6 separate regions of the Homo sapiens genome follow, and all the other regions are linked to region 2. Evidence: chromatin contacts called from ENCODE Hi-C or POLR2A ChIA-PET data. All regions are on one chromosome and are shown on one strand. The core of a region is the stretch at or near the end of the contact, and the rest is flanking DNA. Distances in the headings are between cores, read along the strand shown. Region 1 holds the start of SYMPK (symplekin scaffold protein). Region 2 holds the start of ZC3H4 (zinc finger CCCH-type containing 4). Region 3 holds the start of SYNGR4 (synaptogyrin 4). Region 4 holds the start of SIX5 (SIX homeobox 5). Region 5 holds the start of CCDC61 (coiled-coil domain containing 61). Region 6 holds the start of LIG1 (DNA ligase 1).

Region 1 (4,516 bases), core at 1,626-4,125, 1.3 Mb after region 2:
TAAGATGTGCCCCCAAAACAACTGTAGTTGGTTTGTACAATTGGTCTGTAGGTGGTTCCCTTAAATCAGGTCCCCAGACTGAGTTCTGCAGAGGTCCAGCTGGGATCACCCCCACTACCTGGAACCCTCCATTTCCCACCTGGGTCTCTGCCTTCCGCATCTCACAACTGATACCTCCAGCCACCCTGCCTCCACCTCTCAACACTCCCAGTCCCTTTCCCTGTTGGCCCTGCCCCACCCCACGTGCACCTCACACCTCCCCAAACCCAGGACTGGCCCTTCCCAGGCACCTTGCCCAGCCCTGAAGGCCTGGGGATCCAGGAGTCCCACCCTACAGTTTCGAGCCCCAGACCCAAGACTCAGGCACACTGGGGCCCCCGCAGTCACCAGATCTTGACTCCTTGGAGAACCTAGCCATTCCTGCCCCACACCCCACCTCAAGCCCACAGTCCCCTTCCAGGTTAGAAGTCCAAGTGTCCAGACCCCCATAATTCTCAGACCAAGAACCCAACCCCCAGCCCCAACAACCTCACAACGTTGATTACAGAGTGAGGTAGCTAAGGTGTAGGGGTCGTTGCAGCAAGACGAATGGGGGTCAGACTTGAGGAAGGACTTTCTGTCTGTCCAGGTGAGGGGATTAGAATATGCCGCCACCCCCCACTCCAGGGAAGCCTTGTCTGAGGTGAGACTGGATGGGAATTTTAGCAATAGCTGGAGGTTGCTGGACTGGCGGGGAGCAGGGGAAGGTGCACAATCTAAAACTCTCCATCTTCCGACTTGGGGAGTCCCTGCGGAGGGTCATGGGTAGGGATGGGGGGGTGGAGATCGGCCCCTCTCCTGCCAATGCTGATGGCTACATCTTCTGCTCCCAGATGCCCAACTCTAAGCCACCTGTTATTTCAGACTCCAAAAACGAAGCTTCATCTCTGAGCACCCCCATCTCTGACCCCTGAGCACCAATCCCTATGTCTGACCCTACCTTAGATTACCAGCTGATCCTTAGCCCCGAACCCCGGTTCTTTAACACTGTGTGCTGGCCCTGAGCTCCCACCTCAGTCTTCCCCTTAATGGTGACTCCTCCTCCATCTTTTAGTCTTTCTTTCCCTCCAACTTTGAACCTCACATCCTGAAACCCCCTAGTCTGTCCCCTACCCTGGAACTCTGATTCCTATCTTTGGTTTGTACATATAAATCCCTTGCTTTTTGGGGCTCCAACACCCGGCTCCCAAGTTTAAGGTGTGACCCGACCCTTGGCTAAATTTTCCTGACTTCCATTTTTAAGCCCTGGCCGCGGCGAGGCTGCCCAAACAGCGCTCCCATCCATGCCTCGTCCCCGGTCCCCGACTTCCACACCTGGTCTCCGTGTTCCCAGTTCCTCAGCTGCCCAAGTAGACGCCTTTGCCTCCATTTGAACCCACAACCAGTCCCTGCTCCATGTGAGCCCACACCCCGATACCTGCCCCCAACTTCCCGCTCCGCCATCCCCGAGGACACACCTCGCCCGCCTCCGGGTAGTAGCTCCACTCGGCCAGGTCATGGGCCTCCATCTTCACTGAGCCCAGCATCCCCCGGGCTTACGCCCCCACCCGCCCCCGCTCCGGCCCCGGGGGAACGGAGCGCTCTGGATCTCTCAGCGGGCACGGCCCGAGCTCCCACCGGCGCCCGCCCGTCCGACCGCCCGGGGTACGGCTGTCCCGAGCGCCGCGGGAGGCGGCCACGCTTTATAGCCGGGACACCCCCGCCCTCGCCCGCCCCGGGCTCCCCTCCCGCCTCCCCGAGGGCGGCGCGCTCGGACTGGGGCGCCCCCTGCGGGATCGCCAGGAGACAGACCTCAGGCGCCGGGGGCCGCAGCCCCAGGACGCGACAGCTGGGGGTGATTCAGGAGTGAGGGAGCTGCCCGCAGCGACGCTGCAGATACCAAGGGCCCCGAGGTCAGAACTCTGGAGCCTTTCTACCTCAGGGGGCTTCATCATCTCGGCAGGAGAGGACGAAGAGCCAGAGCCCTGCATGACCGTGGCGGAAGAAAGGGGAATCAGAACGCTAGGGCCACTATGCGACTACAAGGACCCGTAAAAGGTCCCCGAAATCACATCCCCATTGGACAGACAGGAAGACTGAGGCTTCCGACGGCTAGAAATGCTTAACTTGGCCGGGCGCGGTGGCTCACGCCTGTAATTCCAGCACTGCAGGAGGCCGAGGCGGGCGGACGAATCACTTGAGGTCAGGAGTTTGAGACCAGCCTGGCCAACAGGGTGAAACCCCATCTCTATTAAAAATACAACAACTAGCTAGGCGTGATGGTGCGTGCCTGTTATCCCAGCTATTCGGGAGGCTGAGGCAGGAGAATCGTTTGAACCTAGGAAGCGGAGGTTGCAGTGAGCCGAGATCGCGCCACTGCAGTCCAGCCTGGGAGAGAGAGCGGGACTCCGTTTCCAAAAAAAAAGAAAGAAAGAAAAGAAAAGAAAAAGAAATGCTTCAGACTGTTGAAAGGGTCAAGAACAAAGATGGAGGGGATCGGGGCCTCTCCGCAGACCCCACTAGGGCAACAGACCACCTCCCCTCCAAGACCCAGGAGCTTCGCTGCCCGAACTCCGCACTCTCCAAGACCAGCCAGCCGTCCAGGGACTCAGCACCACTGAGAACTCCATTTCCCAGAATGCTCTAGCTCCCTTTCCGCCCGGTGCCTCCGAAGGGACTACATTTCCCAGAAGGCCTAGCCGGACCCAGAGCCGGAAATGAAGGGTCTGCTCGCCGTAGTATGGAGGCGGGCAGAATGCCGCTCGCACGGGACGAGGCATGGGCGGGGTCGGGCTGTGCTCTGGACTCCATTTCCCGGCGGCCCTGGGTGTGTGGCGCGTGCGCACCGTTCCCGGCGACGAACGGAAGATGGCGGCGGCGGCGGCGGCGGAGTGTAGGAAGAGGCACTGCTGAGGGGGCGCGAGGGGAACGGAGGCCAGAGCTGCGGTGAGCGGGAGGCGGCGTTTGGGCCCGGAGACGAAAGGAGGAGGCTCCTAAAGAAGCAGGGGCTCGGGCGGGGAGGGCATCGCCGTGGGGAGAGGGGAACAGTGGCTTTCGCGACCCATGTTTCTTCCCTTGCTCAGGACCCTTCCTTGGCTCCCTAGTGCCCTCGAGGCAAAGTTCCAACGTGGCCCCCCGGGCGCCACCGCCCCGCAGACCTCGCTTGCTTCGACTCGGCCTCTTTGCTTTTTCCCCCACCTCTAACAGCCGCCCTGGCCTTTCGGTTCCTTAAACTTGCCATGCGCTTTCCCGCTTCGGGGATTTTGCACAGGCTGTCCCTTCTGCCTGCAACATCCTTTTACCCATTCGGCTTGGCTAACTCCCATTTCATCCTTCGGGTCTCGGCACCAACGTCACTTCCTCTGCGAAGCCCTCCTTCCCTGCCCTCCATCCAGAAATCCGCCTGTTAAATGCTTTTGTCGGTCCGTGTTCCTTCATGTCACGTGTGGTCTAATTTGTTATCCGACTCTTATCTGTGTGCTGTTTTATGATGTCTATGACCGTGTGTTCCATGAAGGTAGGGACTAGGTTTGTCTCTGTCGCCACTGTGTTCTCAGCACAGCGCCAATCACGCCGGAGACGCCCAGCTAATGTTCGTTGAAGGAATAAAAGATACTCCTAGAGCCAGTTTGGGGAAACAGGGTAGTCATCAGATTCCTAGGTAGCAGTGGGGCAGGGTACCACTTCTTAACGAGTACATCGAGAGGGAAGGGGAAACAGTGATACTGTTCATCATAGCAAAAGGCTACACGCATCCCAAATGTTCTTAAATAAGAAGATTGGCTGAAAGAAACTATAATACATCCACATAAAAAATACTATGCAACTCTAAAAAGGAATGAGGTAGATAAAAGGAAATGATGAAAATCTCTATACACTGATATAGTGGCCTCCAACATATATTAAGGGAAAACAAGTGAAGTGGAGGTTGGTGTTTATTGTATATGCTTTTTCTTTTTTTTTTTTTTTGAGACAGGGTCTCACTCTGTCGCCCAGGCTGGCACGATCCCAGTTCACTGCAACCTCCACCTCCCTGGTTCAAGTGATTCTCCCACCCCAGCCTCTCGAGTAGCTGGGATTACAAACGTGCCCCACCACACCCAGGTAATTTTTATATTTTTAGTAGAGACGGGGTTTCTCTGTGTTGGCCAGGCTGGTCTTGAACTCCTGACCTCAAGTGATCTGCCCACCTCAGCCTTCCAAAGTGCAGGGATTACAGGCCTGAGCCACCAAACTCGGCCTGTGTAGGCTCCTTTTTTTTTTTTTTGAGACAGAGTCTCACTCTGTCACCCAGGCTGGAGTGCAGTGGCGTGATCTCGGCTCACTGCAACCTCTGCCTTCCAGGTTCAAGCAATTCGCCTGCCTCAGCCTCCCAGGTAGCTGGGATTACAGGCACACCACCACGCCTGGCTAATTTTTGTATTTTTAGTAGAGATGGGGTTTCACCATGTTGGTCAGGCTGGTCTTGAACTCCTGACCTCGTGATCCACCTGCCTCC
Region 2 (3,975 bases), core at 303-2,802:
AGCTGGGATTACAGGCGCGCCACACCATGCCTGGCTAATTTTTTGTCTTTTTAGTAGAGACGGGGTTTCGTCACGTTGGCCAGGCTGATCTCAAACTCCTGACCTCAAGTGATCCGCCAGCCTCGGCCTCCCAAAGTGTTGGGATTATGGGTGTGTGCCACCACGCCCCGCTGCCAGCTGGAACATTTAAAAAACAGTAGGATCCGCTGGGCGCGGTGGCTGACGCCCGTAATCCCAGCACTTTGAGAGGCCGAGGCGGGCGGATCACGAGGTCAGGAGATCAAGACCATCCTGGCTAACGCGGTGAAACGCCGTCTCTACTAAAAATACAAAAAATCAGCTGGGCGTGGTGGCGGGCGCCTGTAGTCCCAGCTACTTGGGAGGCTGAGGCAGGAGAATGGCGTGAACCCGGGAGGCGGAGCTTGCAGTGAGCCGAGATCCGCGCCACTGCACTCCAGCCTGGGCGACAGAGCGAGACTCTGCCTCAAAAAAAAAAAAAAAAAAGTAGGATCAATATACCAGGAAGTCACATGGTGCCTCTGTCTCCAGATTTATCACTGTTGACACGGTTTTTCTCTCTTCCTGGAATCTAAGTGGTCTTTGCTTTGTCAGGGCCTGAAATAAGGTATTTCTTTTCTTTTTTTTTTGAGACAAGAGTCTCACTCTGTTGCCCAGGCTGGAGTGCAGTGGCATAATCTCGGCTCACTGCAGCCTCGCGACCTCCCGGGATCGGGCGATTCTCCCTCTTCAACATCCCGAGCAGCTGGGACTACAGGTGTGAGCCATCATGTCCTGCTAATTTTTGTATTTTTAGTAGAGAAGGGGTTTTACCATGTTCGTCAGGCTGGTCTCCAACCCGAGCTCAAGCGATCCGCCCGCCCCGGCATCCCAAAGTGCTAGGATTACAGGCGTGAGCAACATCGCCCCGCCTGAAATAAGGTATTTCTTCTGCCTGGAACCATCTCTTCTTTTTCATGTACCAGCCTAAAAGAACAATTACAAGACCCTCCTCTAACACTCCACCCACCCCCTTTATTCTTTAACTCTGTTTCTCTCCCTTGGGGCATTATCGGTTAAGTTCCATGAAGACAGAAACTGTTCCCATGCTCCATCACAGGGACTGGCACTGTAGAAAGAGCTAACAAGTATTTAAGGAAGATCCCTGGATTCGAGGTTACAGTGAGGTATGATCGTGTCACAGCACTGCAGTCTGGGCGACAGAGCAAGACTCTGTCTCTTAAAAAAAAAATCTTGCTGTGCTTTTTAGAACTAATCCTATGACCGTGAACCGATTACTTAAAACACCGAACTTCAGTCTGCAAATGGGAATAGCAGCAGCTTATGTTAGGACGGTTATGAGGGTCAAAAGATTTTGTTTGTACAGTCTACGACACCGGCCAGTGTTTCTAGCTCTGCTATTTGAGAGCCTTCCATGGGTCCTACACCCCAGGTCCTTAAACTCCCCTGAGGGACTACCAAGCCCCGCCCCTCTCGCATCCAATGATGACATCATCGACTGGGTTGTCGAGTGACGTCACCTCCGGGCTGGCTGGGCTTCATCGCTTCTCCGGAAACCTCCGACTCTCGGCACCTGGCCTCCAGCTTTCGGTTATTTTTTTTTTCCCTCTCCGTAGCCTGAATTCCTTCCCTCCCATTCTCCCACCTAAAACTATTGGCTCTTCCCGCCTTCCTTCAAACTAGCAATTTTCGGTTTTTCCCTCTTGCTCTCCGGCGAATTCCTGAAAGTCGTTTATTCTCCCCTTCAGCCCCGCCCGTTCAGCTCATTCTCTTAATCGCATTACCCTGGCTGCTTTTCTTTCGGCTGTTTCCACCTCCTGCCACCCACCCGGACACCGCTTTCGGCTCTTTCCGGACCGTCTCAGTTTCTCCTCCTTCCCCGGTCCCGATCGGCTTAGGCTATTTATGGCTCCCCTAGGTTTCTCATGCTCTCTCTAGCCCCACCCATATCACCACCTTCAGCTCTTTCTGGCTCTCCCCCGTCGCCTCCTCGCTCCTGCTCAGCTCCTTTCGGCTATTTCCGCCTCCCCTCGGCCTCGCCCTTTGCCTTCGGCTCTTTCCGCCGGCCTTCGGGCAAGCGGTCTCTACCCCTCTCCTGCACGTGACACGGCCTCCGCCTCCGCCTCTCAGTTCCCCCTCCCATCTCACCCTTCCTCCCGCCTCAGCCTCTAGGCTGGTTCGGGCCGAGCCGCCATTTTGTGTCAATTCCTGATTGCGGCGGGGGCCGGGCAGCCGGGGCACCCAGGGCGGGCAGAGAAGGGAGACAGTCGGCCCGTCTCCGCGGCCCGTTCCCTCTCTCCCTCAAATCCTTTTTTTCTTTTTAACCCCCCACCCCCCTCGCTCGCTCTCCTCTTCTCCCCTTACCCTTCGCTTGCTCCATCGCGCGCGGCCCGCGCTAATTACACCCAACCACCCACCAGTGTCCGTGTCTCCCGGGTGTCCCGCCCCCCGGGGGTGCGTGGGGGGGGGGCTCTCGCCCCTATGAGGGCCCCGCGCCAGTGAGCGAGTGACCGCAAGGGTGGGCTGCGGAGAAAGCAGGCGGCGAGCGGCCCTCCGAGGCCTAGGCCGTGCGGCCTACGCGGAGGTCAGCGCAGAGGTGATTCCGAAACCGAAAAAATATATACCCCATTCCCATCAGGAGCCCTCCGAGCTTAAGTGTGCCCCTCCCGCCACGCCCAAGCAGTCCTTTTTCGTGCATTAACATCCCCTCCCCCCCAAAGGAACTATGGAGGCCGCGCCCGGGACCCCCCCGCCGCCGCCATCAGAGTCGCCGCCGCCGCCATCGCCGCCGCCGCCATCAACGCCTTCGCCTCCTCCGTGTTCCCCCGACGCCCGCCCGGCCACCCCGCACCTCCTCCACCACCGCCTCCCGCTCCCTGACGACAGGTCAGGCCCCCGGTTGGGCCGGGGCTGCGTCCCCGGGGGGAGGAAGAGGAGGAGGAGGAAGGGGGGCGGCCGCCATGTTGGGCCGGGCCGCGGAGGAGGAGGAGGAGGAGGAGGAGGAGGAAGGGCGGGGTCGGTGGGTGTCTCTCGATCGCTTGCTCGCTCGCTCTTTCTCGCTTGCTTTCTCTCCCGGCCTCATGCGTTTCCCCCCCCTCGCGGCGCTCGCCCGCTCTCCCTCGCTCTCGCTCTGTCTTTTTTGGGCGCCATGCTGAGGGGAAGGTGAGGAGGCGCCCCTCGGACCCCCCGCGCCCGTCCGCCTGTCCTGGGGAGGGGGCGCCGTGGGGGGTGCTGCGGAGACCCACGGGGGTCCTGGCTGCCCCTGCGCCCGGAGCTGGCAGCTACGGGCCCGCTTGCCCGTCGCCTGGCTTCGGGGAAGGGGATGGGGGAGGGGCTCCGGACCCTTTTTGGGGGGATCTCGAACAACAGCCCCGCTCTTAGGGGTTTGGGGTTGGGGGTCTCCCAGCCCCCGGCAGTATCCTTTCTCCTGGGGGAGGCACACCCTGTCCTACTTGGATGATAGGTACTTTAGCTTAGGAGGCAGAAGGTGGGGGTTCATTCAGGTCCCTTCTCCATCCTTGTAATTGGGGGTCATTTGGGTGGGTGCTCTATAGCACTTGTATTTTTTGGCGGGGGGTGTTTTTTAGCTATCCCCTAGAAGGCCGAATTGGGGAGGGGGGAGATGCATCTCCAGCCCTTTTGATGAAAACCCCAGCCTATTTTTTTAGAGAAGACTCTTCCCCGTGTTTTTGCTAAAGGGCAGGGGTCCTCTCGCTTTTCGTAGGTAGGTGACGTGAGGGAGGATTCTCAGCCTTGTTTTGCGGGGGTAAGGTTTGGTTTCCCTGCCTTGTAGGGAGAGGAAGTTGGTCCCGCGCTTTCTCCTGGGGTTCCCCCCTCTGTCGGGGTAAAATGGGGCACCGTCTCTTCCGGGAGAGAAAAGGAGATTTCCTTGTGCTTTGGCAGGGCGTTAAAGGAAGCGCCCCCTTCTCTTTATTAAGTCCGAAACGCGGGCCCCCC
Region 3 (4,478 bases), core at 174-2,673, 1.3 Mb before region 2:
CTGCCTGCTGGGCACTGCCGTCCGGGGGCTTCAGGCCAGCCCTGGGCTTGGCTGCTGTGGGATGACACAGATGGGGGATGCCAGTCAGGGGCACGGGGTGGAAGGGCTGTTGGGGGCCCCAGGATTGGGGGACATGGGGTGGGGATGGGGGGGGTCCCCGGAATGGAGTTGTGTGGGGTGAGGGGACTGCTGAGCCTCTTAGGAGTCAGGGTGTGGGGTGAATGGGCTGTCAGGGGCCCCAGAAGTCGGGGACGTAGGATGGGGGTGCAGGTGGGTCCCAGGGAATGAGGTTGTGTGTGCTGAGGGGGCTTCTGTGGGCCCCAGGAGTGGGGGGCATAGGATGGGGGTGCTGGGGGTCCCAGGAATGGGGTTGTGTGGTGAGGGGGCTACTAGGGGTCCCAGAAGTGGGAGGCATAGGATGGGGGTTCTGGGGGGTCCCAGGAAAGGTGTTGTGTGGAGAGGGCTGCTAGGGGTCCCTGAAGTGGGGGACATAGGATGCGGGTGCTGGGGGTTCCCAGGAATGGGGTTGTGTGTGGTGAGGGAGCTTTCTGGGGGTCCCAGGAGAGGGGGGCATAGGATGGGGATACTAGGGGTCCCAGGCAAGGTGTCGTGTGGGGAGGGCTGCCAGGGGTCACAGAGGTGGAGGTGCAGGATGAGAGAGTCGCTAAGGGTCCCCTGGGTTGAGGTGTGGGTTAAGGGGGTCTATGGAGGATTCCAGAGAGGTGAGGGCCTGGGGTGAGGGTGATTCTGGGGGTCCCAGGAGTGGGGGACATAAGTGAAGGGGCTGCTTCAGGTTCCAGAAGTCAGGAATGTGGGCTGAGGGGGTTGTTGGGCGAGAGGGCTGTCAGGGATCCCAGAGGTGGAGTGCAGGGGAGGGCTGGGATATTTGGGGACCACGTCTTGTGACCCAGGAGCTGAAGGGCCTGCAGAGGGACTGGGTCCTTCTGTGAGAGGACACAGGTGGGACTTTCTGGGGACTAGGGGGTGCGGCCATTGAGATCAGAGCCCCTGGGAGGTCTGAAACCGAATAATCCCTTTCAGGTTTGGGGGTGACAGCACCCTTCGTGGAGAACCCAGGTATCTCAGGGCATATTTCAGGCTGTCCTTGTCACTTGGGGCCATTTCCCAGAATAAGGGCCTCCCTTTCGAATTCAGCTCCATTTTCACGGAAGTGCACCTCCTCAAGCTGGGAGTCGGGACCTCGGATTTGTGGGGAACCTCAGAATGAGGCCACGCCCCGGCACTGGGCTACCTTCTTAGAATCGCGGTCTCCCCTTTAAGGACCTGGAATGGCAGTGCTGAGGTTTGGGGGTGACGGCACCTGAGAAGGGGCCGCCCCTTCTCTGGAGGGCCAATCTGCGTCACCTGAGGGCCCGCCCTTCCTTTCGCCACCCCCACCCCTCCTGGTCCCTAGCGCCACCTCAGCCTTCTTTTGGTTCCGCTTTTTCCCGCCTTTTCGCTCCTCCACAGCTGATTGGCTGCGCCCAAGTCCCGCCCCCTCCCTCTTTCCGCCTACTCAGGAGCTGACACGAGCCGGGGCGTGGCCTCGGCGAACGTTGGACTGCGCGCCGTTGGCGGACTGCGCGCGGGAGCCCTACCCCGCCCCATCCCTCTAGGGAGTCTCGCGTCCACACCGCCCCTTCCCTTTGTAGCAAGCTGACAAGGAGACACTCCTGCGGCGCATGCGTCGCGCCCAAACGAGGCCGGCGGTGGAGAAAGGCAGGCAACGCATGCGTAGTTGATGTAGGGAGTCGGCGGTGAGAAATGGACAGCCCGCATTGACCGAAGCTTTGCGCATGCGTTTTACTGCTGGGTGAAGCCGAACCTCGGGAGCCCAGGACGCCCTCCTGCACATGCGCAGGAGGCTCAATGACAGTCGAGCTTTGGCTAAGGTGAGGGAGAAATCGGGGGATTGCATGGCCAGGGAGGGCGGCCCTGCACCCCCTAGGTAACCTTTACGAGCATTTCCTGCTCTCCTAAGATCTACCTCGCTGTCTAGACCCCAAAGAAACGTTGTACCACTACAGGGTCTCTGGGCCTGAAAAACGCCCCAGAACCTAAGACCTCTGACCCCTGTCTGGGACCCAGGCCAACTGAGCAGTGTGGGAAGGGGACAGGCAACAGGGGCTTTGAGGCGAGCGGATGGGCTCTGCGCCCTGCCTGGGGTAGAGACGGCTTCTGGAGGGTGGGACGTGGAGGTGGAGAGGGCGCTTTTCCTCTAGATGGCCTTTGACCCCTGCCCATTTTCCTCTGTTTAGGCTCCGGGGAAAGGGTCTAGCCATGCTGCATGTGACCCGGGGGGTCTGGGGGTCCAGGGTCCGAGTATGGCCACTGTTGCCCGCGCTCCTCGGGCCCCCCCGGGCCCTCTCATCGCTGGCAGCCAAAATGGGGGAGTATCGCAAGATGTGGAACCCCAGGGAGCCCCGCGACTGGGCCCAGCAGTACCGCGAGCGCTTCATTCCCTTCTCCAAGGAGCAGCTGCTCCGCCTCCTAATACAGGTACCGCCTGTCCCAGGCCCAAGAGCCTGGGGACTACGGCTCCCAGCAGGCTTCGCGGCGGCAGGGCCCTAGTTGCTGCAGAGAGCTGCCCTGGCGCCTCCTGGGAGTTGTAGTTCCCGGGTCCCTTCGTGTTTCCCTAGTGGGCGGGAGATGAGCTGGAATGCAGGAGCCAGGTCTCCGAGATGCAGACGCAGCATCCATTCCCAACTCTGGCTTGTTCTGAGGGCTTGAACAGGCACTCTCTGGGGCATGGTTTTTCCCTCTTTAAGATGGGTATAGTAATCATCCTCATCATTACTATTTCTACTACCTGATAATAATTGTACCTATAAAGTCACAACGCTGTAATCATAATTATTATCACACAATTTGAGCTCTGACTCCATGGCACTGTGCCAGACATTTTTCATGTATTGTTGAATCATCAGTAAGAGAGATACCACCATCATCCCCATTTTACAGATGAGATAATGGAAGCATAGGGAAGGAAAGTGACTTACCCAAGGCCACAACATAGTGGCTTAGATTTGAACCAAAGTGGTCTGACTCCAGAGCTGGCCCAGGACTAGGGTTAGGCAAGTAGGGCACTCGCTTGACCCTAAGAGTGAGTGCCCCGTTAAATTTTGCACCCTTGGGTGCCATATTCACCTCATCCTAGTCTTGGTCTCACTCTAGAACCTGAGGTCTTATTGCCACCATCATCATCATTGTCATTATTGAGGATTTTGAGGATTATTATTCATTTATTTTTCTTTATTTATTTTTGTGAGACAGGGTCTCACTCTGTTGCCCAGACTGGAGTGCAGTGGCACAATCTCAGCTCACTGCAACCTCTGCCTCCTAGACTCAAGTGATCCTCCTTCCTCAGCCCCCGAGAGGCTGGGACTCTTGCCTGGCTAATTTTTGTATTTTTAGTAGAGACAGGGTATTGCCATGTTGGCCAGGCTGGTCTCGAACTCCTGGCCTCAAGTGATCTGCCCATCTTGGCTTCCCAAAGTGCTGAGATTACAGGTATGAGCCACCACACCTCACCATCATTCATTAATTTAACATTTATTTACTGAACACCTACTGTATGTACTCAATTCTGTGCTGGACTTGATACACACACAAATACACACACACAAATACACACAAGTATATGCATACAAGTACACACACAAATACACAAATATGTGTACACAAATACACAAATATACACATACAAATGCACACACACAAATACACGCACACACAAATATATGCACACAAAAGTACACAAATATACACACATAAATATACAAATATATGCACATATATGTAAACACATGTGTATATAGGACATGTGTAATCTCATCAAATTCTCACCGTAGCCCTCCAAGAAAGAGCGTGTAATCCTCTGTTGCCAGTGAGGAAACTGAGGCTCAGAGAAGTGAAGACAATTACCCAGGACATTGACATAGGAAACATAAAGAAGTGGTTCAAGGCCGGGCGCGGTGGCTCACGCCTGTAATCCCAGCACTTTGGGAGGCCGAGGCGGGCAGATCACGAGGTCAGGAGATTGAGACCATCCTGGCTAACACGATGAAACCGTCTCTACTAAAAATACAAAAAATTAGCCGGGCGAGGTGGCAGGCTCCTGTAGTCCCAGCTACTTGGGAGGTGAGGCAGGAGAATGGTGTGAACCCGGGAAGCGGAGCTTGCAGTGAGCCGAGATCGTGCCACTGCACTCCAGTCTGGGCAACAGAGCAAGACTCCATCTCAAAAAAAAAAAAAGAAGAAGAAGTGGTTCAAGGCCAGGCATGGTGGCTCACGCCAGTAATCCCAGCACTTTGGGAAGTCGATGCAGGTGGATCACCTGAGGTCATGAGTTTGAGACCAGCCTGGCCAACATGGTGAAACCCCGTCTCTATTAAAAGTACAAAAATTAGCTAGGCGTGGTGGCAGGCGCCTATAATCCCAGTTACTTAGAAGGCTGAGGCAGAATTGCTTGAACCGTG
Region 4 (4,401 bases), core at 1,742-4,241, 1.3 Mb after region 2:
CAGCAAGGCCTTTTGTCGTGAGGGCATTAGGGAGCTGGAGGGATTTTGAGCAGCAGAGGGACATAGGTTGTGTTAGTGTTTGAGCACCAGCCCTCTGGTCCCTGTGTAGATTTAGAGGACCAGACTCAGGGATGGGGCTGAGGGAGGTAGGGAAGGGAGGGGGCTTGGATCATTGCAGGAGCTATGGGGATTCCAGAAATGTTGAGGGGACGGAGGAGTAGGGGATAAACAAGGATTCCTAGCCTGGAACCAGTGCCCAAGTCCTGAGTCTTCCAGGAGCCACAGGCAGCCTTAAGCCTGGTCCCCATACACAGGCTGAAGTGGCAGTTCCAGCGGCTGTCCCTGCGGCAGAGGCTGAGGCCGAGGTGACGCTGCGGGAGCTCCAGGAAGCCCTGGAGGAGGAGGTGCTCACCCGGCAGAGCCTGAGCCGGGAGATGGAGGCCATCCGCACGGACAACCAGAACTTCGCCAGGTCGGGATCGGGGCCGGGGCCGGGGCCGGGATGCGGGCCGGTGGCAACCCTTGGCATCCCCTCTCGTCCGGCCCGGACGGACTCACCGTCCTTACCTCCCCACAGTCAACTACGCGAGGCAGAGGCTCGGAACCGGGACCTAGAGGCACACGTCCGGCAGTTGCAGGAGCGGATGGAGTTGCTGCAGGCAGAGGGAGCCACAGGTGAGTCCCTCATGTGTCCCCTTCCCCGGAGGACCGGGAGGAGGTGGGCCGTCTGCTCCGCGGGGCGTGTATAGACACCTGGAGGAGGGAAGGGACCCACGCTGGGGCACGCCGCGCCACCGCCCTCCTTCGCCCCTCCACGCGCCCTATGCCTCTTTCTTCTCCTTCCAGCTGTCACGGGGGTCCCCAGTCCCCGGGCCACGGATCCACCTTCCCATGTAAGACCCCTCTCTTTCCCCTGCCTCAGACCTGCTGCCCATTCTGCAGATCCCCTCCCTGGCTCCTGGTCTCCCCGTCCAGATATAGGGCTCACCCTACGTCTTTGCGACTTTAGAGGGCAGAAGCCCTTTATTCAGCCCCAGATCTCCCTCCGTTCAGGCCTCACCAGATTCCCTCCGGGATCTCCCTAGATAACCTCCCCAACCTCGATTCCCCTCGCTGTCTCTCGCCCCACCGCTGAGGGCTGGGCTGGGCTCCGATCGGGTCACCTGTCCCTTCTCTCTCCAGCTAGATGGCCCCCCGGCCGTGGCTGTGGGCCAGTGCCCGCTGGTGGGGCCAGGCCCCATGCACCGCCGCCACCTGCTGCTCCCTGCCAGGGTACGTCCGGCTGCCCACGCCCCCCTCCGCCGTCGCGCCCCGCGCTCCACCCGCCCCTTGCCACCCGCTTAGCTGCGCATTTGCGGGGCTGGGCCCACGGCAGGAGGGCGGATCTTCGGGCAGCCAATCAACACAGGCCGCTAGGAAGCAGCCAATGACGAGTTCGGACGGGATTCGAGGCGTGCGAGTGGACTAACAACAGCTGTAGGCTGTTGGGGCGGGGGCGGGGCGCAGGGAAGAGTGCGGGCCCACCTATGGGCGTAGGCGGGGCGAGTCCCAGGAGCCAATCAGAGGCCCATGCCGGGTGTTGACCTCGCCCTCTCCCCGCAGGTCCCTAGGCCTGGCCTATCGGAGGCGCTTTCCCTGCTCCTGTTCGCCGTTGTTCTGTCTCGTGCCGCCGCCCTGGGCTGCATTGGGTTGGTGGCCCACGCCGGCCAACTCACCGCAGTCTGGCGCCGCCCAGGAGCCGCCCGCGCTCCCTGAACCCTAGAACTGTCTTCGACTCCGGGGCCCCGTTGGAAGACTGAGTGCCCGGGGCACGGCACAGAAGCCGCGCCCACCGCCTGCCAGTTCACAACCGCTCCGAGCGTGGGTCTCCGCCCAGCTCCAGTCCTGTGATCCGGGCCCGCCCCCTAGCGGCCGGGGAGGGAGGGGCCGGGTCCGCGGCCGGCGAACGGGGCTCGAAGGGTCCTTGTAGCCGGGAATGCTGCTGCTGCTGCTGCTGCTGCTGCTGCTGCTGCTGCTGCTGCTGCTGCTGCTGCTGCTGGGGGGATCACAGACCATTTCTTTCTTTCGGCCAGGCTGAGGCCCTGACGTGGATGGGCAAACTGCAGGCCTGGGAAGGCAGCAAGCCGGGCCGTCCGTGTTCCATCCTCCACGCACCCCCACCTATCGTTGGTTCGCAAAGTGCAAAGCTTTCTTGTGCATGACGCCCTGCTCTGGGGAGCGTCTGGCGCGATCTCTGCCTGCTTACTCGGGAAATTTGCTTTTGCCAAACCCGCTTTTTCGGGGATCCCGCGCCCCCCTCCTCACTTGCGCTGCTCTCGGAGCCCCAGCCGGCTCCGCCCGCTTCGGCGGTTTGGATATTTATTGACCTCGTCCTCCGACTCGCTGACAGGCTACAGGACCCCCAACAACCCCAATCCACGTTTTGGATGCACTGAGACCCCGACATTCCTCGGTATTTATTGTCTGTCCCCACCTAGGACCCCCACCCCCGACCCTCGCGAATAAAAGGCCCTCCATCTGCCCAAAGCTCTGGACTCCACAGTGTCCGCGGTTTGCGTTGTGGGCCGGAGGCTCCGCAGCGGGCCAATCCGGAGGCGTGTGGAGGCGGCCGAAGGTCTGGGAGGAGCTAGCGGGATGCGAAGCGGCCGAATCAGGGTTGGGGGAGGAAAAGCCACGGGGCGGGGCTTTGGCGTCCGGCCAATAGGAGGGCGAGCGGGCCACCCGGAGGCACCGCCCCCGCCCAGCTGTGGCCCAGCTGTGCCACCGAGCGTCGAGAAGAGGGGGCTGGGCTGGCAGCGCGCGCGGCCATCCTCCTTCCACTGCGCCTGCGCACGCCACGCGCATCCGCTCCTGGGACGCAAGCTCGAGAAAAGTTGCTGCAAACTTTCTAGCCCGTTCCCCGCCCCTCCTCCCGGCCAGACCCGCCCCCCCTGCGGAGCCGGGAATTCCGAGGGGCGGAGCGCAGGCCGAGATGGGGAATGTGGGGGCCTGCAGAGGACCCTGGAGACGGAGGCGTGCAGAAGCTCAGTCTCGGGGCGGAGGCTTCGCGCCCTTAGTCCTCCTGGACGGCCCGTTACCTTCTGCGTTGTCCCGATGGGGAAACTGAGGCCCTGAGCCAGAAGCACACGCTGGGGGGAGGCAGAAAGCGCGGCCAGAGGCGGAGGGAAAACAAAGGGAGAATCACAGACAGACGGGAGGGGGACGGACACACACAAGGGGACAGAGACCCGAGTGGAGAGCTGGATCTCGCCTTCCCGGCGTGGGGCGCAGGGTCGGCCAGAAAGAAGATCGAGAAGAGCGGGGAGTGGGGGCGAAAAGGGGGGACAGGTGGGGGAGGAGGCTGGGGAAAGCCCGAGGGAGGAAGAGAGGGAGGGAGGAACTTCCCAAAGTTGCAAAACATGGCTACCTTGCCTGCGGAGCCGAGCGCGGGGCCGGCGGCTGGGGGGGAGGCGGTGGCGGCGGCGGCGGCGACCGAAGAGGAGGAGGAGGAAGCGCGCCAGCTCTTGCAGACTTTGCAGGCGGCCGAGGGTGAGGCGGCGGCGGCGGCCGGGGCCGGGGCGGGCGCAGCGGCTGCGGGAGCTGAGGGCCCGGGATCCCCGGGCGTCCCCGGGTCGCCCCCCGAGGCCGCTTCCGAACCGCCCACGGGCCTCCGCTTCTCGCCCGAGCAGGTGGCGTGCGTCTGCGAGGCGCTGCTCCAGGCGGGCCACGCCGGCCGCTTGAGCCGCTTCCTGGGCGCACTGCCCCCGGCCGAGCGCCTACGTGGCAGCGACCCGGTGTTGCGCGCGCGGGCCCTGGTGGCCTTCCAGCGGGGCGAGTACGCCGAGCTCTACCGGCTACTCGAGAGCCGCCCCTTCCCCGCCGCCCACCACGCCTTCCTGCAGGACCTCTACCTGCGCGCGCGCTACCATGAGGCCGAGCGGGCCCGCGGCCGCGCGCTTGGCGCAGTGGACAAGTATCGACTGCGCAAGAAGTTCCCGCTGCCCAAGACCATCTGGGACGGCGAGGAGACAGTCTACTGCTTCAAGGAGCGCTCCCGCGCAGCGCTCAAGGCCTGCTACCGCGGCAACCGCTACCCCACGCCGGACGAGAAGCGCCGCCTGGCCACACTCACCGGCCTGTCGCTCACGCAGGTCAGCAACTGGTTCAAGAACCGGCGACAGCGCGACCGGACCGGGGCCGGAGGCGGCGCGCCCTGCAAGAGGTGAGGGGCCTCGGGCGGCGCAAGTCCAGCTCTCCCGGGGACATCCCGTCCACCAGCCCTCTTCCCCCGTGCCCACTGCTGGGGCCGGCGCGCCGAGGTCCTCGGACATCTCCCGGGACCAGCTCACAATCTCAGGCGCCCGCGGGGCGCGGGGACTAAGTGTGGACGGGACAGGCACCCGCCCGGGCCCTCTCCCCGCA
Region 5 (4,059 bases), core at 1,267-3,766, 1.1 Mb after region 2:
GGGCACAGTGACTCACGCCTGTAATCTCAGCACTTTGGGAGGCTGAGGTGGGCAGATCACTTGAGGTCAGGAGTTCGAAACCAGCCTGGCCAAGATGGTGAAACCCCATCTCTGCTAAAATTACAAAAATTAGCCAGGCGTGGTGGCATATGCCTGTAGTTCCAGCTACTTGGGAGGCTGAAACAGGAGAATCACTTGAACTTGGGAGGCGTAGGTTGTAGTGAGCTGAGATGAGGCCACTGCACTCCAGCCTGGGTGACAGAGAGAGACTCTATCTCAAAAAATAATAATAGGCCCAGCGCAGTGGCTCACGCCTGTAATCTCAGCACTTTGGGAGGCTGAGGTGGGTGGATCACCTGAGGTCAGGAGTTTGAGACCACCCTGGCCAACATGGCAAAACCCCGTCTCTACTAAAAATGTAAAAATTAGCTGGGCATGCTGGCATACACCTGTAATCCCAGCTAGTTGGGAGGCTGAGGCAGGAGAATCACTTGAACCCAGGAGGTGGAGGCTACCGTGAGCCGAGATCGCGCCACTGCACTCCAGCCTGGGTGACCCGCAAGAGTCCATCTCAAAAAAAATAATAATAATAATCTATATCAGGTAGTGGTGTTATGAAGAAAAATAAAGCCAAGTGAAGGGCCATACAGTGACAGGAGTTATTTTAGCTTGAGTAGTACTTTAGCAAATGCCTGGTTGTGAAGCTGACGTCTGAGCGGAGACCTGAAAGAGGTGTGGAAGAAGCCACACAGACACCTGAAAAGACCTGATCCAGAAGGACAGGACAGCGAGTACAAAGGCCCTGAGGTGGCAGTGCGTTCAGGGACAGCGAGTACAAAGGCCCTGAGATGGCAATGTGTTCGCTATGTTCAAATGACAGCGGGGAGGCCAGGGTGGCTGCAGCAGAGTGAGCCAGGGGAATGAGAGAAGTGATGGGAGTTGAGGGGAGGGAGGAGGAGGAACCCAATAGGTTGGGGCCTCGTGGATATGGTGAAGACTTTTGCAGTGTAATGTGGGAGCCAGGAGAGGGTTTGAAAGGAGAAACAACCTGACCTGACTTCTGTTCTACTAGTATCCCCCTAACAGTGAGAGGCAGAGAGCCCACCTGGAAGGCCACTGCAACAAACCAGGTAAGAGCAGGAGACAAACTGAGGCCAGAGTGGTAGCAAAGGAGCTGGTGAGGCATGGTTGGATTCTGGATGTGTTTTGAAGACAGAGCTAATGCGATCTGCTAGACCATATATAAGTAAGACAAAAGGGAGAAGTGAAGAAGACTCCAAGCTAGCCAGGCACGGTGGCTCACGCCTGTAATCCCAACACTTTGGGAGGCTGAGGCGGGTGGATCACCTGAGGTCACGAGTTCAAGACCAACCTGGCCAACATAGTGAAACCCCTTCTCTACTAAAAATACAAACAATTAGCTGGGTGTGGTGGCGGGCGCCTGTAATTCCCTTGAATCTGGGAAGTGGAGGTTTCAGTGAGCCAAGATCGCGCCATTGCACTCCAGCCTGGGCTACAAGAGCGAAACTCTGTCTCAAAAAAAAAAAAAAAAGAACACTCCAAGCTTCTTGATCTTAGTACCTGGCAGGATGAATGTCCCATCAACTGGGTTTGGAGGTTGAAAGGAAGAAATCGCAAGATTGGTTTGGGACAAGTTTATGTCTGAATGTCAGATGAACTTCCAAAGAGAGAAGAGTCGGCCATGATATGAGTCTGGAGTTCAGGGCAGAGATCCAGGCTGGAAATACACACGTGGGAGTTCTCATTAGATAAAGAGGGTGAAGCTAGCCAATGGTATAGACAGAGATGATGTCATTCTACTGATGATGAAGCTGAGGCACAGAAGGGTTAAACAACTGGCCCAAAGCCACAGTAATGATCAGTGGCAGAGCCAGGATTCAAATTCGGGATTCAACCCGACGCCAGAGCCCACATTCTTAACCATCAGTAGAGTAAGTTTAAGAGTTAATTCACCTAAAACACTTGGCAGGTGCACAGCACATAGCAAACGCCACAGGCATAATAGGGCTTCACATCTCTTTAAAGTACATGCTCATCCCTGGAGGTCTCCTTCCCTCCCTTCCTCAATATTGCTTCTTCCCACGACTTTCACCCAAATCAAAGCTTGTAAAGCATAGTGCGCTGTAATAACCCTCTGCCTTAAAACCTCCTACTAAATCGCCACGCTGCATTCCAAGGACGTCTCTATATTTTACCATCTGCTGTCTCCTGCTTTACAACTTTCCCCATTGAAGACCCTCCTGCGATATACAGATCACCCCCAACTCACATGCTGCGCTCAGCCTCACAACCCCTCAATCAAGCGCCTACCCTTGTTAAAGGGCACCCTCCCTCCCGATTCCTACAAGGCCAGGTCAGCTGCCCACCGCAGCCCACTCTCCCCCGAGAGAAGCCCCTTCCCCTCCACCTAAGACCTCCACCACGGCCCGCGCAACCGCCACTCCCGCGGCCTCTCACCTTCTCCACTAGCAACCCTCCTCGCGAGCGGTTCAACTGACGAAGCTCCAGCCCCGCCCCAGGATCCGGCGTTCTCGCTTCTGATTGGTCACAGCTTACCAGCAGCCAAGTTTCCATTAGCCAAAAGAGACGCCCATCACTCTGTCCCTCCCCCAGAGGAGAACCCGCCCTCCAAAACTTCCAATTGGCTAACTAAGAAGAGGCTGTCCCAAATGGGTTGGGGGAGGCACCTAACGTCGGGCTCTTCTCTAATCACTACTGGCTAATAATGCTGCCAGTCATACAAAAAGGTTGTTCCCCAGAGTGGAAGGGAAAGAATCCCGGAAGTAGCCCCTTGACTCCACCTATTACCCCCTGCGGGAGGGTAGGCCGCGCCCACGTGGTGGGGAGGGCCTGGAAGGGAGAGCCGGGTGTGCATGCGCATGGGGAGATAGTGGCCGCGGCTCCGGAAACTGGGGAGTGGTCTCAGCATAAAGACAGGTTGAGATTTGTCATCGCTTGGTGCATTCCAAACCTGCACTAAGCATTTTGCAGGACTTGGCTTATTTAAACTTTATAACAGCCCTGCAAAGTTATTATGATTTCCATTTTACCACTAAGAAAACAGTCTCAGAGAGGTATAGCCACTAGCCCGGGTTCACACGGCTTTTGAACGACCCATATTTTAAACCGATCAGTCATGAACTGGAAGGATCCAGCTAAAGGAATTGAGCGCGGGGATGGGGGAGGAGGGACCTCTTTAAGAAAGGAAAATAAAGTTTAAAGAAAAAAAAAAACTGACATGAAAGTTTACTTAGAATATGAAATAATAACAAATTACATATTTAAAAGAGCCAAATACCACAAACATTGCAAAATCCCAAAGGATAACGTAATGTTTTTATTAATTTTCTGCCTGACACACCTCTGTGATGTTTCCTACTTTTTCAGCTGCATGTTTCACAATATCCTTGTCTACAAAGAGAAAAGTAAGTTATCTTTCCTCTAGCGTGGTTGATGGAACTTTTTAAAAATTCATTATAATTTAGAACAAGTTTCAGCTTCACAAATCAGTATTGGTGATGTTATTGAAGTCTTTTGGAAATCTAGAAAAACTTCTGGCCAGGCGCGGTGGCTCACACCTGTAATCCCAGCACTTTGGGAATCACGAGGTCAGGAGTTCGAGACCAGCCTGAACCACCTGGTGAAACCCTGTCTCTACTAAAAATATAAAAAATTAGCTGGGCGCAGTAGCGGACGCCTGTAATCCCAGCTACTCAGGAGGCTGAGGCAGGAGAATCACTTGAACTCGGGAGGCGGAGGTTGCAGTGAGCCAAGATCGTGCCACTGCACGCCAGCCTGGGCAACAGAGTGAGATGCCACCTCCAAAAAAAAAAAAAGAAAAACTTTCATAAAGTTTCATTCACATGTTAACTATGTTTTGGAAAATGTTTCCACAGACTAACTTCTGGCTCAATACTTTCAATTTTTTGTTTGTTGGTTTCTTTGTTTGCTGAGACAGGGTCTCGCTTCATCGCTGGGCTGGAGTGCAGTGGCATGTTCATGGCTCACTGCAGCCTTGAACTCCTGAGCTGAAGTGAT
Region 6 (4,360 bases), core at 983-3,482, 1.1 Mb before region 2:
TGCCATTGCACTCCAGCCTGAGTGACAGAGCAAGACTCTGTCTCAAAAAAACAACACAAAGCAAAACAAAACAAAAACAAAAACAAAAAACCACACAAAAATTAGCCGGGCATGATGGCAGGTGCCTGTAGTCCTAGCTACTCGGGAGGCTGAGGCGGGAGAATCACTTGAACCTAGGAGGTGGAGGCTGCAGATGGCACCACTGCACTCAAGCCTGGGCGACAGAGCGAGACTCCATCTCGAAAAAAAAAAAAAAGTCTGTAAGTCGGGCCCACACCATCTCTTGCTCCGTGAGTATCTTTGTCTCTCTAGCTCCTCTTCTTCTCTCAGTACATGTCCCTCCTTGACTCCCGCCTCTCTGCAAGGTGTATTTGGCTGCCTCAGTTGGCCTCTCCCCCTCTGCATCTCTGGGTGGGGTGTTCTCTGCCCGTCTCCCACCCACACCCACCCCCGGTGCTCCCCTTCCCCCCAGCAGGACAGCGGCTCAGGTTCACGCACCCCACGGCGGGCCGGCTGGGCGCACGCACGTCCTTGCACACAAGCCGCACGTAGCTGTACTTGAGCACGTCGATGAGCGTGTAGAGCGGGGGCGCACTGGCCCAGCGGCAGCGCGCCAGGTGCATGGAGCTCTTGACGAAGAAGAGCGCCAGCCGCTGCTGGCACCACGCGTCGAAGAAGCGGCTGAACTCGGCCCACGAGAAGAAGGCCCGCTCCCGCAGCTCCTGCTCCTCCTGCCCCGCAGCCGTGCCGGGTGGGGGCTCCGGCCGCTCCATCCTGGGGGCCTGCGTGGAGGAGGGGAGAACAGGTGGATATCAGACCCATTCCCACCCGGGGTATCTCATCTACTCCATTCTTGGCCTGCCCCGTCGGTTGCTGGTGCCTCTATCGAGGTGGGTAGCCCGGGGTCGGACGTGCCTGTTTTTCTCCAAATATATAAATATCAACCTCCATCCTATCTTTGGCCTCCTCCCACCGCCTTATCCCTGGTTCACTTGGAGCCTGTCATCTTGATTCCTAATTCCAACTCGTCTCCTCCTCCGCAGATGTGACCCTTAGGTACAGTTGGAATCTCTCCTCCCAAAATACGACCCTTAAGCTCAGATGTCCCTTAAGGACATCTCCTCAAATGTGTTCTCAAATTCCAGCTAAAACCTCCTCCCCTTCCAGCTGTGTCTCTCACCCAAGAGTAACTTCTAACTCTCGTATTCATCTGGAACTCCTCCTTCCATGTGCCAACAGTTGGCTGTAACCCCTCCAAAGACGCTCCATCTCCAGATGTGCTCCCACATCCAGGCCACGGACCCCTCACCCGGTCACATGCTTCATGCACCTGTGGCTCCGCACTCCCCAGATGTGCCTCTGGCGTGCAGCTGTTGCCCCTTCCCCCGATTATGACCCTATGGCTCGCCACATGCAGCTGTAGCTGGGGCTTCCCTGAGACACTCTCATCTCCAGATGTACTCCCCACATGCAGTTATCCACGCTTCGCCTACAGGTGTGTGCCCCACTTGTGGCTAGTTCTCCTCGGAAGTGTCACCAGTATTCACCTGTGGTCCCCTCCTCCTCAGATGCGGCCCCCAGTCCAGCTGTGGGCCCCTCCTCCCAGTTACATCCACCATCCCCCGCAATATGCATCTTCGTTCTAGACATGGCCCCTCGTCCTCGGATGGGCTCCTTCACCCCAGATGCTCCCCCCACGTCCAGCTGCGCGTCTCCCCTCGAGCAGCCCCATCCAGCCCGCTCCCGACCCTCCTACTCCCCCCCTCCCCGCCCGCTGCGGCACCTTCCAGCCCCGCCGTCCCACCTAGCTGTGCCTCTCCCCTCCCCAAGATGTGCACCCTTCCCGCCCCTCCCCACTCACCTACCCGCCCCGGAGCGGCGTCCACCTCCCACAATGCCCCGCGCCCAGGCCTGGCCCGGCCCTTGCTCCCGGGATGCCCCGCGCGGTCTCCCGCCTCTCTTCCCGCCGTGCCTCGCGGGGGCGCTTCCACCGATTCCTCCTCTTTCCCTGCCAGTCACTCCTCAGACCCTCAGCCACACCCGCTCATCCAGGGCGAGGGAAAGCGCGGGCATTTTCCCAGTGTGCTCTGCGGGAGGGCTCGCCCCACTTCACCCCTTTTCCCGCCCTCCTCCCATTCGGGAGACTACGACTCCCAGTGTCCTCCGCGCGACGGCGGCGGTGCGGACGGTGCCCAGGTCCCGCCCCTAGGCTCTGCCCCGCCCCCGCCCGCAGACGTCTGCGCGCGAATGCCGTGGCGCGAACTTGGGACTGCAGAGGCGCGCCTGGCGGATCTGAGTGTGTTGCCCGGGCAGCGGCGCGCGGGACCAACGCAAGGCAAGTGGGGCCGTCCGCAAGCAGATGGGAGGCGGAGGGCGGCGGGTGCGCCGAATGCTTGGGGCCTATGCTTCGCCATGTCGGGGTGTCTGCAGAGGAGTGGGCGTGGGGACGCTGAGGCTGCCGAGAGCGCGGTGGAGACGGAAGAGCGCGGGCTGCGGGCCGCCGGAGAGTGCAGAGAGGTGTCTCCCAGAGGGAGGGGGGCCAGGTAGAGGGTAGACGAGAGACAGAGACAGTTGGACAGGTCCTCTGAGAAGAGGCCTTGAGGTGCGAGTTCACCTGGAAAGGGGAGAGGCCAAATGGAACTGAGGGGCGGGGCCGGGGGGGGGAAAACTGTGTGGGCGGGGCCAGCTGGAAATCGGAAGGCCCCCCGAGGGGGCGGGGCTATCTGGGAGGGGGAGGGGCTGAAGGGAGCTAAGGGGCGGGGCCGGGGAAAAGATTGCGTGTGGGCGGGGCCACCTGGAAGGGGGAGGTGCCAAGGGTGGGGCTGGCTGGGAACCGGAAGTGCTGAGGGGGCGGGGGCCACCTGGAAGTGCTGAGGGGGCGGGGCTAGAAGAAGGTAAATCGCGGGCAGCAGCATCACCTGGAAGGAGTGGGCCCTACTGGAGGGAGATGGGTGGTGTCAGGGAGAGGTCAGTGGTAAGGTCCAGGTCTAGGTAAAGGGCTCGTAAAAGATGGAGAATCATCTGAATGGGGAGACGTCTGGCCTAATGTATGCTTGATAAAGGGATGGAGCTTACCTCTTGTTTTTACTTTTTATTTTGAAATAATTATAGATTCAAGGAAGTTGTGAAAAGAGTATATCCATCTTCCCCTAATGGTGACATCTTATGTAGTCCCAATATCGAAACCAGGAAATTGACATCAATACAGTTCTGTTAACTAGATTACAGACCTTGTTCAGTTTTCACCAGTTTGTGTGGTGTGAGTGTGATTGTGCATCTGTGTGCCCGTGCAGCTTGATTCCTTGTATAGATTTGTGTAACCCCCATCGTAATTGTGATATAGAACAGTTCCCTCTCCACATAAGAACTCCTCCCCAGGCCCCTGGCAACCGCTAATGTGTTCACCATCTCTAGTTTTGTCATTCGGAGATTGTTATGTAAATGGAATCATATATTATTAGGATGTTACCTTTTTTCTACTCTGCACAATGCCCTGGAGGTCCACCCAAGTTGTTGCTTGTATCAGTGCTTCGTTTCTTTTTATTACTGAGTACTGTTTCATCCTTACTTGATATTTTTCCTGTCATTATCTCTTCATTTTGGTAACCGCTTTATTGAGATATAATTCACAATTATACAGTTTGCCCATTTAAAGTGTACAATTTTGCCCATTTAAAATGTACAAGTCAGCGGTTTTCAGTGTATTTAAAGTGTATTTCAGTGTATTTAAAGTGCCCATTTAAAGTGTACAAGTCAGTGGTTTTCAGTGTATGCGCTGAGTTGTGCAGTTATTACCATAATCGATTTTAGGATATTTTTATCATCCCCCCAAAAAACTCCTATACCTTTTATCCATCATTCATTTAATTTTAACCCTGAACAATATTCTACCATATGGTATTCCAGTAATGAGGGAACCAGTTCCCTAAGGGTAGACATTCCACCAGTTTCCAGTCTTCTCTCATTACAGTTAGTGCTGCAGCAGGTAACTTTGTGCCTCACTTGGTCCACCTGTGAGGGTCTCTGTGGGCCAAATACACAGAAGTGGGGTTGCCGTTCCGATAGAGACGCCAGGTGGTCCTCCAGAGGCATCAACCAGTTTGTTCCCCCCAACTCAGCAGTACACAGAGTTGAGAAGCCAGCCTTGAGTACCGTGGTAAGGAGAAAGGAACGTGGGCTTTGGAGCCAGCCACACCGGGTTTTGAAGCCTTGCCTGAACCCCAGCTATGTTCCTCTGTCCTCATTACCTTCATCTATAAAGTGGGGATGATCTCACCTGTCTTGGAGGGCTGACTTGAGGATTGAGGGTATTTGAGAATGTGATCAGCCTGTCAGGCATAGAGTAGGCTTCCCAGTAAAC

What was found. Hi-C counts contacts between places; a loop is a spot of excess contacts on that map. ChIA-PET counts read pairs that join two places held with the same protein, here RNA polymerase II (POLR2A). Pooled maps may share reads with other maps.
Region 1: a map of breast epithelium shows a loop between it and region 2 (17-fold over the local background). The contact joins the promoter of SYMPK here to the promoter of ZC3H4 in region 2. A Hi-C loop is called at or near these places in 1 of 168 maps with a recorded cell type or tissue (breast epithelium), 3 of 37 single-sample maps with no recorded cell type and 7 of 50 pooled maps.
Region 3: a pooled map shows a loop between it and region 2 (11-fold over the local background). The contact joins the promoter of SYNGR4 here to the promoter of ZC3H4 in region 2. A Hi-C loop is called at or near these places in 7 of 50 pooled maps. POLR2A ChIA-PET finds 5 or more read pairs at or near these places in 3 of 52 experiments (H1, activated CD4-positive, alpha-beta T cell and activated naive CD8-positive, alpha-beta T cell).
Region 4: a loop to region 2 is called in a pooled map, with 11 times the contacts of the local background. The contact joins the promoter of SIX5 here to the promoter of ZC3H4 in region 2. A Hi-C loop is called at or near these places in 8 of 50 pooled maps. POLR2A ChIA-PET finds 5 or more read pairs at or near these places in 2 of 52 experiments (GM12878 and activated B cell).
Region 5: a loop to region 2 is called in a pooled map, with 31 times the contacts of the local background. The contact joins the promoter of CCDC61 here to the promoter of ZC3H4 in region 2. A Hi-C loop is called at or near these places in 1 of 37 single-sample maps with no recorded cell type and 9 of 50 pooled maps. POLR2A ChIA-PET finds 5 or more read pairs at or near these places in 1 of 52 experiments (MCF 10A).
Region 6: a loop to region 2 is called in a pooled map, with 16 times the contacts of the local background. The contact joins the promoter of LIG1 here to the promoter of ZC3H4 in region 2. A Hi-C loop is called at or near these places in 1 of 37 single-sample maps with no recorded cell type and 7 of 50 pooled maps. POLR2A ChIA-PET finds 5 or more read pairs at or near these places in 1 of 52 experiments (GM10248).

What each region holds. Positions count from the first base shown.
Region 1 is chr19:45,861,506-45,866,021 of GRCh38, reverse strand. SYMPK (symplekin scaffold protein) reads left to right here and starts at 2,875. Exons shown (of 27, transcript NM_004819.3): 1 at 2,875-2,964. It overlaps FOXA3 (forkhead box A3), which reads right to left and starts at 1,696. Exons shown (of 2, transcript NM_004497.3): 1 at 1,497-1,696. The coding sequence starts at 1,565. RefSeq lists a silencer at 1,501-1,910 and enhancers at 2,551-2,960, 3,212-3,850.
Region 2 is chr19:47,111,353-47,115,327 of GRCh38, reverse strand. It overlaps ZC3H4 (zinc finger CCCH-type containing 4), which reads left to right and starts at 1,552. Exons shown (of 15, transcript NM_015168.2): 1 at 1,552-1,608; 2 at 2,739-2,904. The coding sequence starts at 2,744. RefSeq lists enhancers at 1,410-1,639, 1,880-2,039, 1,919-2,646, 2,647-3,375 and silencers at 2,450-2,539, 2,790-3,279.
Region 3 is chr19:48,361,312-48,365,789 of GRCh38, reverse strand. It overlaps SYNGR4 (synaptogyrin 4), which reads right to left and starts at 1,423. Exons shown (of 5, transcript NM_012451.4): 1 at 1,253-1,423; 2 at 1-54. TMEM143 (transmembrane protein 143) reads left to right here and starts at 1,850. Exons shown (of 8, transcript NM_018273.4): 1 at 1,850-1,892; 2 at 2,259-2,499. The coding sequence starts at 1,870. RefSeq lists enhancers at 1,129-1,278, 1,649-1,768, 2,249-2,298.
Region 4 is chr19:45,767,842-45,772,242 of GRCh38, reverse strand. It overlaps SIX5 (SIX homeobox 5), which reads left to right and starts at 2,991. Exons shown (of 3, transcript NM_175875.5): 1 at 2,991-4,201. The coding sequence starts at 3,399. DMPK (DM1 protein kinase) reads left to right here. Exons shown (of 15, transcript NM_004409.5): 11 at 315-472; 12 at 578-675; 13 at 847-893; 14 at 1,183-1,272; 15 at 1,603-2,526. The coding sequence ends at 1,755. It overlaps DM1-AS (DM1 locus antisense RNA), which reads right to left. Exons shown (of 2, transcript NR_147193.1): 1 at 4,112-4,401; 2 at 360-753. RefSeq lists enhancers at 95-652, 1,652-1,731, 2,172-2,281, 2,442-2,521, 4,013-4,401 and silencers at 1,852-2,011, 2,536-2,720, 2,572-3,111, 3,472-3,691, 4,142-4,271 and 1 more.
Region 5 is chr19:45,993,924-45,997,982 of GRCh38, reverse strand. It overlaps CCDC61 (coiled-coil domain containing 61), which reads right to left and starts at 2,516. Exons shown (of 14, transcript NM_001267723.2): 1 at 2,479-2,516. RefSeq lists enhancers at 2,399-2,578, 2,969-3,158.
Region 6 is chr19:48,168,216-48,172,575 of GRCh38, reverse strand. LIG1 (DNA ligase 1) reads left to right here and starts at 2,232. Exons shown (of 28, transcript NM_000234.3): 1 at 2,232-2,335. ZSWIM9 (zinc finger SWIM-type containing 9) reads right to left here and starts at 1,896. Exons shown (of 4, transcript NM_199341.4): 1 at 1,862-1,896; 2 at 499-782. The coding sequence starts at 773. RefSeq lists silencers at 1,704-1,843, 2,644-2,693, 2,724-2,793 and an enhancer at 2,091-2,750.